Regions from separate parts of the Mus musculus genome. Here region 2 is linked to region 1. Evidence: chromatin contacts called from ENCODE POLR2A ChIA-PET data. All regions are on one chromosome and are shown on one strand. Each heading gives the region's core, a stretch centred on a gene start or an enhancer-like site at or near the end of the contact. The rest is flanking DNA. Distances are from core to core; before and after follow the strand shown. Region 1 holds the start of Ulk1 (unc-51 like kinase 1). Region 2 holds the start of Ttc28 (tetratricopeptide repeat domain 28).

Region 1 (5,162 bases), core at 1,640-4,139:
TTTCCAGGGAGAAACCAAAAACTGTGGGGATGCCTAAGAGGAGACAGGACAGCAAGCCTCCGCTGGCACAGGGACTGGACAATGTATTTTTTAAAAGATTTATTTTTTGAGTACACTGCAGCTGTGCATCAGATCCCATTACAGATGGTTGTGAGCCACCCTGTTATTGTTGAGAATTGAACTCACGACCTCTGGAAGAGCAGTCAGCGCTCTTCTTAACTGCTGGGCCATCTCTCCAGCCCAACAATGTTTTTAATTTTTATTTTTATCCGTCTTCTGCTATTGGAGAGAGAGAGAATTCTCGGCCAAATCATCTTTTTTTCTCTGCCCAAAGTATGTATCTTAAACAAATATCAAAGCAGCAACCCCTGTGTCATGAGGTGAAGGACCCTGCATCCTAGGGAGAGGGCAGGGACTTGGCAAAGGAAGCCACAGCATGACCAAAACTGGGGGAAACAACAGATGTCCTTAATCAGGTGTCTCAGCTAGATGAAGCAAGCAGAACAAGTGGAAACCTGAGGGGGACAGGCCGCAAGTCTGCAGTGAACCTAACTGTTATCCGTTCAGTTCCAGTGAGGCCTTTATGGGAATGCCCTGGCAGGGGACTGTGGATCTGGAGGGGATCTCAAGGTGCAAAGGGGCCCAGAATCTGACCCTAGGAAGGTCATGCCATCTAACTCAGCCCTGGGTCCTTTAAGAAGCACATACTGTGTGTGCCGTTGGGGCCCTTCCTACAGCACTGGGGACAGGGAGAGAAAGCAGCAGTGGGGAAGGGTAGGAAAGGCAGGCTGCAGAGGGGGCAACCTCTAAAACCCAGAACACCATGTTTCCAGCTGTTGCCAGGTACTCCCTGTCACACAGGACTTTGGCCCGGCCCACATGTCACCTCATGACAAGTCACAGCCCTCAAGGTAAAGTTGGAAGAGGAGCAGGGGAGGAAGGAAGGGGAGGAGGCCACCAAAACACAGCTAGCTGCCTGCTGGGAACTTCCCTCAGCCAGGGCTGGTCCCGTGGCCCCAGTAAACAGGTTTCAAAATCATTAGTCAGCACTTTGCTGGGGACCAGTACCTAGGGTTCCCGGTCCCCACACGAGCGCATCCAGGGCCTCCAGCCCCTGCCACCACTGGGCTGGGGGGCTTGGAGGGCAGCACAGAAGCTGGCTGGTCAGCTGGCTTGCTCATTCAGGCAGCCAATTCTGAGGTGGCGGTAGCAACCTCCCGCCGGCCGGATGAGTGGGCCCAGCCCCAACTGCCGGCTAGAAGGAATCTCCAGCAACCCCTCCCCCTTCCAGCCTCTGACGCAGGAGTGGGCTGGCCAATGCCAGGCCGCTGAAGCAATGTCAACAAACAAACCCGCCAGCCCAGACAGGTGGGCCTGCCCGGAACCCCATTCTCAGTAAGGGCCACTGGGTCAGACATCACAGTGAAGAAAGGGTCTTTGGCACCAGGGTACGCTGAACCCAAACAATGTAAACCAGGCAATCGCCAGAGATTCAACATTAGTGTTGATGGCCGCCTTCCTTCCCATGCAGGCAACATATAAGCTAGAGAGGTCCCCAGAACCTAGGAAAAGCCAGGAAAAACTTGGACCAGAGATGAGGTCTCCCTGGCCCTAAGTGGCCTCACAGTAGGACAAGCGTGAGACAAGGCATTCAGAACCCAGCTCCTTTCACCTAAACCAAATACTAATCTAAAGCCATCATCTGCCCTCAGGGGGGCTCCAGCCCCAGGCAACCTAGGTCCTGAAGCAACAGTGGATGGGACAAGGGCAAGAATAGATTTACCCCTCCCCCAAGCCCAACGCTGAGCCTTACCTGGAAGTCATACAGCGCCACGATGTTTTCGTGCTTTAGTTCCTAGGACACAAATCCAAGTTTCTCATGAGCAAGAAAAGAGCTGACCCACCCTCTCCCCCTCCCCCGAGGCGCTGGCTCACCTTCAGGATTTTGATTTCCTTTCCCAGCAGTGTTTGGGACTTGGCAAGGTTCTTCTTGTTAATGCATTTGACGGCCACCTCCAGGTCGTGCTTCTGAAAAGCCAAACGTGAACCTTCAGGGTTGAAAACAACCCCCCCTCCTGCTCCCCACCAAGCAGGGAACACAGAGATGGCTTAGGGTGGCTGTCCCAAGGGTCTTGGAATGGGAGGCTGCCAGAGGCAGACAGATAGTGAGTGTCTGTCAGCCGGCCTGGAATTTAAGTCCCAGGATGGAGTCCCAGGTTAGGTTCTCAGAACTGGTCTGACTTCGGGGCTAGGTAGGGAATCCTGTGCTGGCTGGCGTCTCCAGTTTTCTGGAGCTAGAGTAGCAGGTGGGTTTCCCGGGCTGGGGGGTCCTTAATTGGGTCCCTCTACGGATTACCGGAGGTAAGGTGTCCCTTGGGCTGGGAGTCCGGGATTGCGAGGCCTCCGCGGGAGCCTCACCCACCTCGCGGTGTCGACCCTTGAAGACCACCGCGAAGGCGCCGTGTCCAATCAGGTCCTTGCGAGAGAACTCGAACTTGCCCACGGTCTCGACGCCGCCGCGGCCCGGCTCCATAGCGCGCGCGGGCCGGGGGCGCGAGCCCGGGCTCGGGCCCCGGGGCGGCGCTACGGGGTGCGCTGGGCTCAGGCGGAGGCCGGCGGGCCGCGTACGCGGGGACGGAGGCGCGGGCTCATCGCCAGGGCCCCGTGCCCCATCGGGCAGGCCTGAGCCGGGTCCCAGTCCCACAGGCCGGCGGACGGAGGGGCGCGCTCCCTCGGCGTCCTCCTCGGTACCCTCCCGGCGCTGACAGTCGGGACCCGGTCCGACTCGGGACTCAGCTCTGACACACTCCAGCTCCAAGTCCGGGCCTGACTGACGATGCGGCTCGGAGCCCCGCAGGGAAACAAAAGATCCGCGGCACCCGGGCCTCGGAGCCCGAGGTGCCGGCGCAGCCGCACTGCGTGGAGGCGGGACGATGGGCGGGGCCTGCGGAGCTCAAGACCTCTTAGGCGGCGGAGCTGGCAATGGGCGGGTCCGAAATGAAGGACACCTCGTGGGTGGTAAGGCGGGGCGGGGCTTAGTTTGGGTGGTGCCTCGATGGGCCCAGCCCTATACTGGGCGGGACTTGAGAGAGGAGGCAGGATATGGGCGGGGCCGGAGCAGACTGGGCATGTCAATGTCAGAACTATCTCTGGTTGTGGCTCCTCGCTCTGCCCTAGGCATTTTTTTATTTACTTATTTTATTCATATGTATATGTGTGTGCCTACAGGAGTTTATATGCACCGTGTATGTGTATATAAACACGTGAAACATTCATATTAAACATGTATGTGTCGGGTCCTGGAATTGGAGTTTCAGGCAGTAATGAGCTGCCATGTGGAAACTGGTAACCAAACCAGGAGAGCAGTAGATGCTCTTAATAGCTGAGCCATCTCTCCAGCTCTGCCCTACGTACTTCCTACCACTTGTTTTGTTTTGTTTTGTTTTGTTTGTGCTTTCTTTTGGAGAAGTCGAGATAGGATTTCTTTGTGTATCCCTGCCTGTCCTGGAACTCACTCAGTAGAACTGGCTGGCTTCAGACTCAGAGATCTGCCTGCCTCTGCCTCCTGAGAACTGGGGATTGAAAGTTTTTTAACTGAGTCTTCTCACATTGTAGGCCCGACTGGTCTCGAACTTGCTTTGTCTCTTTGTAGATCGTGCTGACCTCAAACTCACAGATATCCCTCAGCCTCTTCCTCCTGAGTATTGGAATTAAAGGCAGGTGCCACCACATCCATTTTCTCTCTTTTATTACATTTGCTTATTCTGTATGTGGGGACGGAGACTTGAGAACATGGTCATGTGAAGGTCAGAGGAAAATGTAAAAGATGTTTCTGTCTACTTTGTGACTCTTAACATTAAATTCAGGTTGTCAAACTTGGCAACAAGGTCTTTTATCCTTGGAGCCATCTCACCGAAGGCATCAGTTTTCCTTCATTTATTATTTTACTTAACTTTTGTTGTTAGAGGGGAAGTTTGAGGCAGGGTTTCCTGTAGTCCAGGCTATCCCAGAGCTCATCACATAGAATAGCCGTGAGCTGCTGATTCTCCTGCAAATGCTGGGATTATTTATAGCATGGGCATTTGGTTTGCCTCAGGTGTTTTTCTTGCCTGTCTGGTCACATGGGAACTGCATGGGCATGTTGGAGCACTTGATGTATACAAACATTGTCATTTGGGGAGGGGTATATTGCCATGTTGACCCAATGCCAAATCAAAGGCTCTGTGTGTGTGTGTGTGTGTGTGTGTGTGTGTGTGTGTGTGTGTGTTGTCGCACATACCCATTCTGAGTCTCACCATATGAAGGATGACATGGGCATGTTTGAGCTCATGATACTTATGACCACAGTCATTTGGGGAGGAGGTGTGCAATGTGGGCAATTTTGTTCACATGCCATTTTTGAGCCCAATAACACAGGGAAATGTGTGAGCATGTGTGCACACATGCCCTATTTCAATCTGGTCCTAGATTATTCACCCTCAAGCCATTTCCTAGCCCACTCGCATACCATGGGGGTGGGGAATGTCCATTGTTGTGTTTTATAAAAAAAGAAAAGAAAAGGAAAAAGGAAACCAGGGAGCCAGGGATATGTCTAGTAGAGGCATGGTATGATGAGGTGGAAGGGGCTGCTTCTGCAGGCCCATGCTGAGGCAGCCCTTCACACCACCACCACCACCACCCCCCACCATACCAGCCATACCAGCCACAGGATCGTATCATATAGAATAGAGTGTATTTAGGACATGGGGAGGGGAGTTGAGGGGGTAGTAGAGACAGAGAAAGGCAGAGAGAGAGAGAGAGAGAGAGAGAGAGAGAGAGAGAGAGAGAACAACCATGAACATGTAGAGAGAGAGGGGGAGGAGAATGGGGAGAGAAGGGACAGAGAGAGAAGAGGGTAATAGAGTAAGAGCAAGAAGAGATCGAGAGCAGCGGGCAAGCAGCCCCTTTTGTAGAGTCAGTCATACCTAACTGTTGCCAGGTAACTGTGGGCAGAGCCTAGAAGAAATGCTAACAGCCACAATGGCCCACATGCCTATATTGAGGCTGGTAATATGGTAGTGTGGGGGACTGCATGGGGGTGTTAGAGCACTTGATATTTACAAGCCTGTCATTTGCAGGGTGGATGAGACTGCTATTCCAGAAGATAGTCATATGGTAGGTGA
Region 2 (5,162 bases), core at 1,293-3,792, 70 kb after region 1:
TTGGAATCAGAAAAAATATATATATTTAGTAGTTCCAATAATGCACACAGAGTGTATGATATATGGGTTCCCCTGGTAACCCCATGGTCGGCTGGGAGTTCTAGGGCCTCAATACCCTCTGGCTTCTGTGGGCACTGTGCATGCAGGTGGTGCATAGACAGACATCAAAAAACACCATTCACATAAAATTAGAAGAAGGAGGAGGAGAAGGGGAGAGAAGAAGTTTTTTAAGACTTATTTTATGTAGGTGAGTATTGCCTACCTGTATGTACAGGGAAGAAAGAGGGTACTGGTGCCTCTGGAACCGGAGTACAAATAGATAATTGTGAATCATCTGGGATCTGAACCCAAGTTCTCAGCAAAAGCAACAGGTGCTCTTAAGCTCTGTGTCTTCTGGCCTCTTTACATCACTATGAACCCTGAACTGCCAAAAGTAACAAAGACTTCTTACATACCCTAAGGCTGGCTGTTGTGACAATCCTTTGATGCTTAGAAATGGAAACATTGTTTGTGGCCTGCACTTTACCTCATAAAAAGTGGAATTTGTTTCAGGAGTTCACAGGAACACCTGCAGGACAATTCTAATAGCAACTTTAGTTTGCTTGTTTGTTTGTTTCTGACCCATTGTAACTTTGCTAATTGATGACTGCTCACATTGTAGCTTATTGGCTAAGCTACATTGAGCACTTTGCTTCAGAAACTCCACCAGGAGAGGACATTCATGAGCAAACAGTTGTTCCTGTGAATGGCTGTTGGTAGGCTCACTCCCTTGGGAGGCCGTTCTGAGGTTCCGCTGGTCCAGTGCAGAGGACAAATGGGAAATGAGTTGGCTTGAGTATTTAATGCAATGAAGGTAAGGAGGACAAAAGAGTGGGTGCCAAGACTGCATGGCAGGATTCTGGAGGAATGAGAAGCTAGGGGAAAGGAAGTCCTAGAGCTGGAGAAGTTTAAGGTAGGGGGCCTGGTGAGAAGAGCCAAGAAGAGCCCATTGTTAGCCTAGAAGAGCCAAGAGTAATTGTTAAACTGAGAGCGCCTAGGGGCTAGCATGTACTTTGATATGCTAATATGCACCAGGAAGAGCCCCTCTAACAGACTCTGGGAACCCTTTTCTTCAGTAGATTGGTTCCTGTCTTAGGGTTTTATTGCTGTGAACAGACACCGTGACCAAGGCAACGCTTATGAAAAACAACATTTAATTGGGGCTGGCTTACAGGTTCAGTGCTTCAGTCCATTATCATCAAAGAGGGAGCACAGCAGAATCCAGGCAGGCATGGCACAGGCAGAGCTGAGAGTTCTATGTCTTCATCCAAAGGCTGCTAGTGGAAGACTGACTTTCAGGCAACTAGGGTGAGGATCTTAAACTCATACCCACAGTGACACACCTACTCCAACCAGGCCACATCTGTTCCAACCAGGTCACACCTCCAAATGGTGCCACTCCCTGGCCCAAGAATATACAAACCATCATAGTCCCTCTGTGGAAAGACTGCACAAGAATCACAGACTGAAGACTCATGTCATATTTGATCCAGGTAGACAAGATCCAAGGCAGAAAGGTATGCCTGAAGGTGAGAGAGACCTTTCCCGGACTCTGTTACATGATCAGGAATGTTCAGGACTCAGTTACATGATCAGTGGTGGTGCAGGCCTTTAAACCCAGCACTCGGGAGGCAGAGGCAGGCGGATTTCTGAGTTCGAGGCCAGCCTGGTCTACAGAGTGAGTTCTAGGACAGCCAGGGCTACACAGAGAAACCCTGTCTCAAACAAAACAAAAGAAAAAATCATCAGGAATATTCTTTTTTGTTTACTAGGTTAAGTTCTCATCACTGTGTATGATAAAGATGAGAGGAACAAACAAGTATGTAAAAGTTCCAAGAGTAACGAGGCAGTAGTGCACGCTTTGAGGTAGCCAGAAATCCGCCTGCCTCTGCCTCCCGAGTGCTAGTTTTTTTTTTTTTTTTTTTTTTTTAATGTAATGTGCATTGGTGTTTTGTCTGCATACATATGGGTGTGAGGCTGTCAGATTCCCTGAAACTGGAGTTGCAATTGTGTGTTGTCATATGGGTGATGGGAATTGAATCCTGGTTCTCTAGAAGAGCAACCAGTGCTTTTAACCGCTGAGCCATCTCTCCAGCTCCAAGTTCACAGTTTTTAAGGAGACGAGGCGCTGCACTTTTTCCAGGGATCCCTCGGTTCTTAACTGCTCGAAACACAAGGTCTGACCTTCCAGAGAGCCACTCAGTAAGGACAGCATCCTTGGATGCAGGAGGTGGGTTTCTGAAGATTCGATCCTAGCTAGATAAGGGAGGGCGCCGACACAGGCCAAGGAGGCCAGCGTTCGCCGAGTCACTCTACTCTGGCGCCTTCACGGGCCGGGCCCCGCGTGGTGCCCTCCGGGTGGTCCGCAGTGCGGCGGGGGGCCGCGCAGAGCCGGGAACAGCGAGCGAACAGCTCCGGGAGGGCTCAGGCCGGGAACGCACTTGCGCGGTGCGAGCTGTCTCGGCGGGCGCGCGGGCGCGTGCGCGGTGAGGGCGGGGGCGCTCGGCGGCGCGCGGCACGGCAGGAACATGGCGCGCGGGAGCGGTGCGCGCGCCTAGCTGGCGGGACCGTTAGCTCTAGGCAGACGCCGACGGGCCCCGCGGGGATGGAACAGCCGCCGCCTCTGGCGCCCGAGCCGGCCTCGGCGCGGAGCCGCAGGCGGCGGGAGCCGGAGTCTCCGCCGGCGCCGGTGAGTGTGAGCGGGGCGCGGGCCGGGAGACTTTCTTTGTGAAACTCTGTCGGTGCGAGCCGGGCCGGGCCTCGGCGGCCGACGATGACCTGCAGGCGGAGGCCCCTCCGCTCGTCAGGGTTCGAGCCCCGCAGCGAATCATTAGGCAGACCCTGTGCATCATCTGCCTGCCTGCCTCAGTTTCCACGGCTGTGTGCTTGGAATGCACTGGGCACCTAATCTCCCGCACCTCCTCTTCCTCGACCCCGCCCCCTCGGAGCGGGACGGGGCTGGGGTGCGGGGCGGGGGCATCCGAGTCCACCGGGGCGGCTGGGAGGCTCGGGGGTCCCCATCCCAGGTGTGGTTGCTAGGGAGTGGGCTTTTGGTCCCTAGAAGGCTACAAGGTTGTTGGTGTCTCACCACAAGCAGGTACTGGAGAGCTTTAGGTCTACCTGGGCTTCCAAGTGTTTGGGTGTGTCTCTCAGAGTGAGGGATGCTGAGCAAAATGGACTTTTTCCTGGCTGGAGTAGTGTAGTCTTTCTCCCTCTACTCTGTGGTGTGTTTTCAAGCCACTAACTAGCCGGGGTATAAAGTAATAATCTGGAGCCACATACTGCACCAAGAGACACACGCACAAAGTGGTTTCCCAAGGCAGAGAAGGAAAATTTGAATTTTTAGCAAGTTTTCAAAGCTGTGACTGGGGGTGGGATGGGGGGCGGTGTCTGGCGAGCTGTAAAGTGTCCCATAAGCAGACAACTTTCCCTGCATGGTACCTAGTATGTAGTAGATGTTCAGTATGTATTTGTAGGACTGAATGATCCTGGGGTTGCAATTTAGGAGCCCTTGAGACACTTAAGATGTCATTTGAGATAAACATCTGTCAGTCTTAACTTCATATGATTTTTCTCAGCACCCGGGTTAACTTTTGTCGCTATTTATAATGTGATATTCCCAGTGTACTTTAGTAAAAAAGAACAAGGTATATGTTGATTAGGGTCAGCTAGTATCCTGGCAGGGTATAAAGGGTCAGCTCTGTATATCGATTAAATTCTGAGGGTCAGGGAGATAGATAGACGTCTCAGTGGGTAAAGGGGTCTGCTACCATGCCTGAGCACCCGGGTTGGATTCCTGGGACTCACACAGTAGGATAGACTGGACTCTGGCAAGTTGTCCTTTGACCTCCCTGCCAGGTGCAAAAAAGCACACACACACACACACACACACACACACACACACACACACACATACACACACAATAAAATAAAATAAAATAATTAAATCTGAATTTTAAAAATGTACTATTTCCTTATCTTCATTTAAGAACATTATTATTCTAGTATTTTGTTTTTCGAGGTAAACAGTTACATTTTCCCTTAAAAATTTAAAAGTATTTTTATGTAAATGAGTGTTTTGTTTACATGGATGTGCGTGTAGCAGAGGTGAAAAGGACATCGGATCCCATCTGGAGTTACATATGGTTATGAGCCTCGAAATGGTTGCTGAGAGCTGAACCCTGGCCCTTTGCAAGAGCAGCTAGTGCTTTGACCCCCGAGTCATCTCGTCTCTAATATTTACATTTCCATCATGCAAATCTGGATTATTATTTATTCAAGAAAGTTGGCAGTTGCTCTTTTGTATGTTTTTTTTTCCCAATACAATTGTTTGAGGTTATGGATTTTTTCCCCTTCATGTTGTTGAATTTCATTTAATTGATTTCACTTCAGTAGGGTCTTTCAGTAAATAGAGAATTCAAGTATAAGAAAGGACCGTGAGCCTGGCAGTGGTGGCGCACGCCTTTAATCCCAGCACTTGGGAGGCAGAGGCAGGCGGATTTCTGAGTTCGTGGCCAGCCTGGTCTTGGGGAAAAAAAAAAAAAAAGAAGAAGAAGAAAGACCATGAGAGGTGAGATTGAGTCTGGAGGAGAAAAACATAAGGTCAAGGGTGTCATCTCCAGGTGCGTTGTTTTATAACTTGGGATATTTTCTTTTCTCTTTCTTTTTTAAATTGTCTTTAGGGGTTGAGGAAATGGCTCAGTGGGTAAAGTGCTTTCTATGCAAGCAGAGGAGCTCCATTCCGCTGCTCCCACCTGAGGCTGGGCCAGGTGGCGGGGACCTGTAACCCCAGAGCTGGGAATGTGGAGGTGGAGGTAGGTGGATCCCTGGTGCTCACTGGCCAGCTGGCCTGTCCAAAACAGTGGGCTTTGGGTTTAGTGAGAAAGCCGGGCAGTGGTGGCACACACCTTTAGTCCCAGCATTCAGGAGGAAGAGGCAGGCAGATCTTTATGAGTTTAAGGCTAGTCTGGTCTACATAGAGTTCCAAGACAGCAGGACTGTTGTTACACAGAGAGATCCTATCTCAAAAAAATACCAACCAACCACCACCACCACCACCACCACCACCACCACCACCACCACCACCAAAACTCCCAAACCAACCTTAAAAACATATAAAAAAA

What was found. ChIA-PET counts read pairs that join two places held with the same protein, here RNA polymerase II (POLR2A).
Region 2: POLR2A ChIA-PET joins it to region 1 with 14 read pairs in Patski. The contact joins the promoter of Ttc28 here to the promoter of Ulk1 in region 1. POLR2A ChIA-PET finds 5 or more read pairs at or near these places in 3 of 5 experiments (Patski and embryonic stem cell).

The regions. Positions count from the first base shown.
Region 1 is chr5:110,807,192-110,812,353 of GRCm38, forward strand. Ulk1 (unc-51 like kinase 1) reads right to left here and starts at 2,890. Exons shown (of 28, transcript NM_009469.3): 1 at 2,423-2,890; 2 at 1,936-2,028; 3 at 1,814-1,855. The coding sequence starts at 2,533.
Region 2 is chr5:110,877,261-110,882,422 of GRCm38, forward strand. It overlaps Ttc28 (tetratricopeptide repeat domain 28), which reads left to right and starts at 2,543. Exons shown (of 23, transcript NM_001267622.1): 1 at 2,543-2,728. The coding sequence starts at 2,645.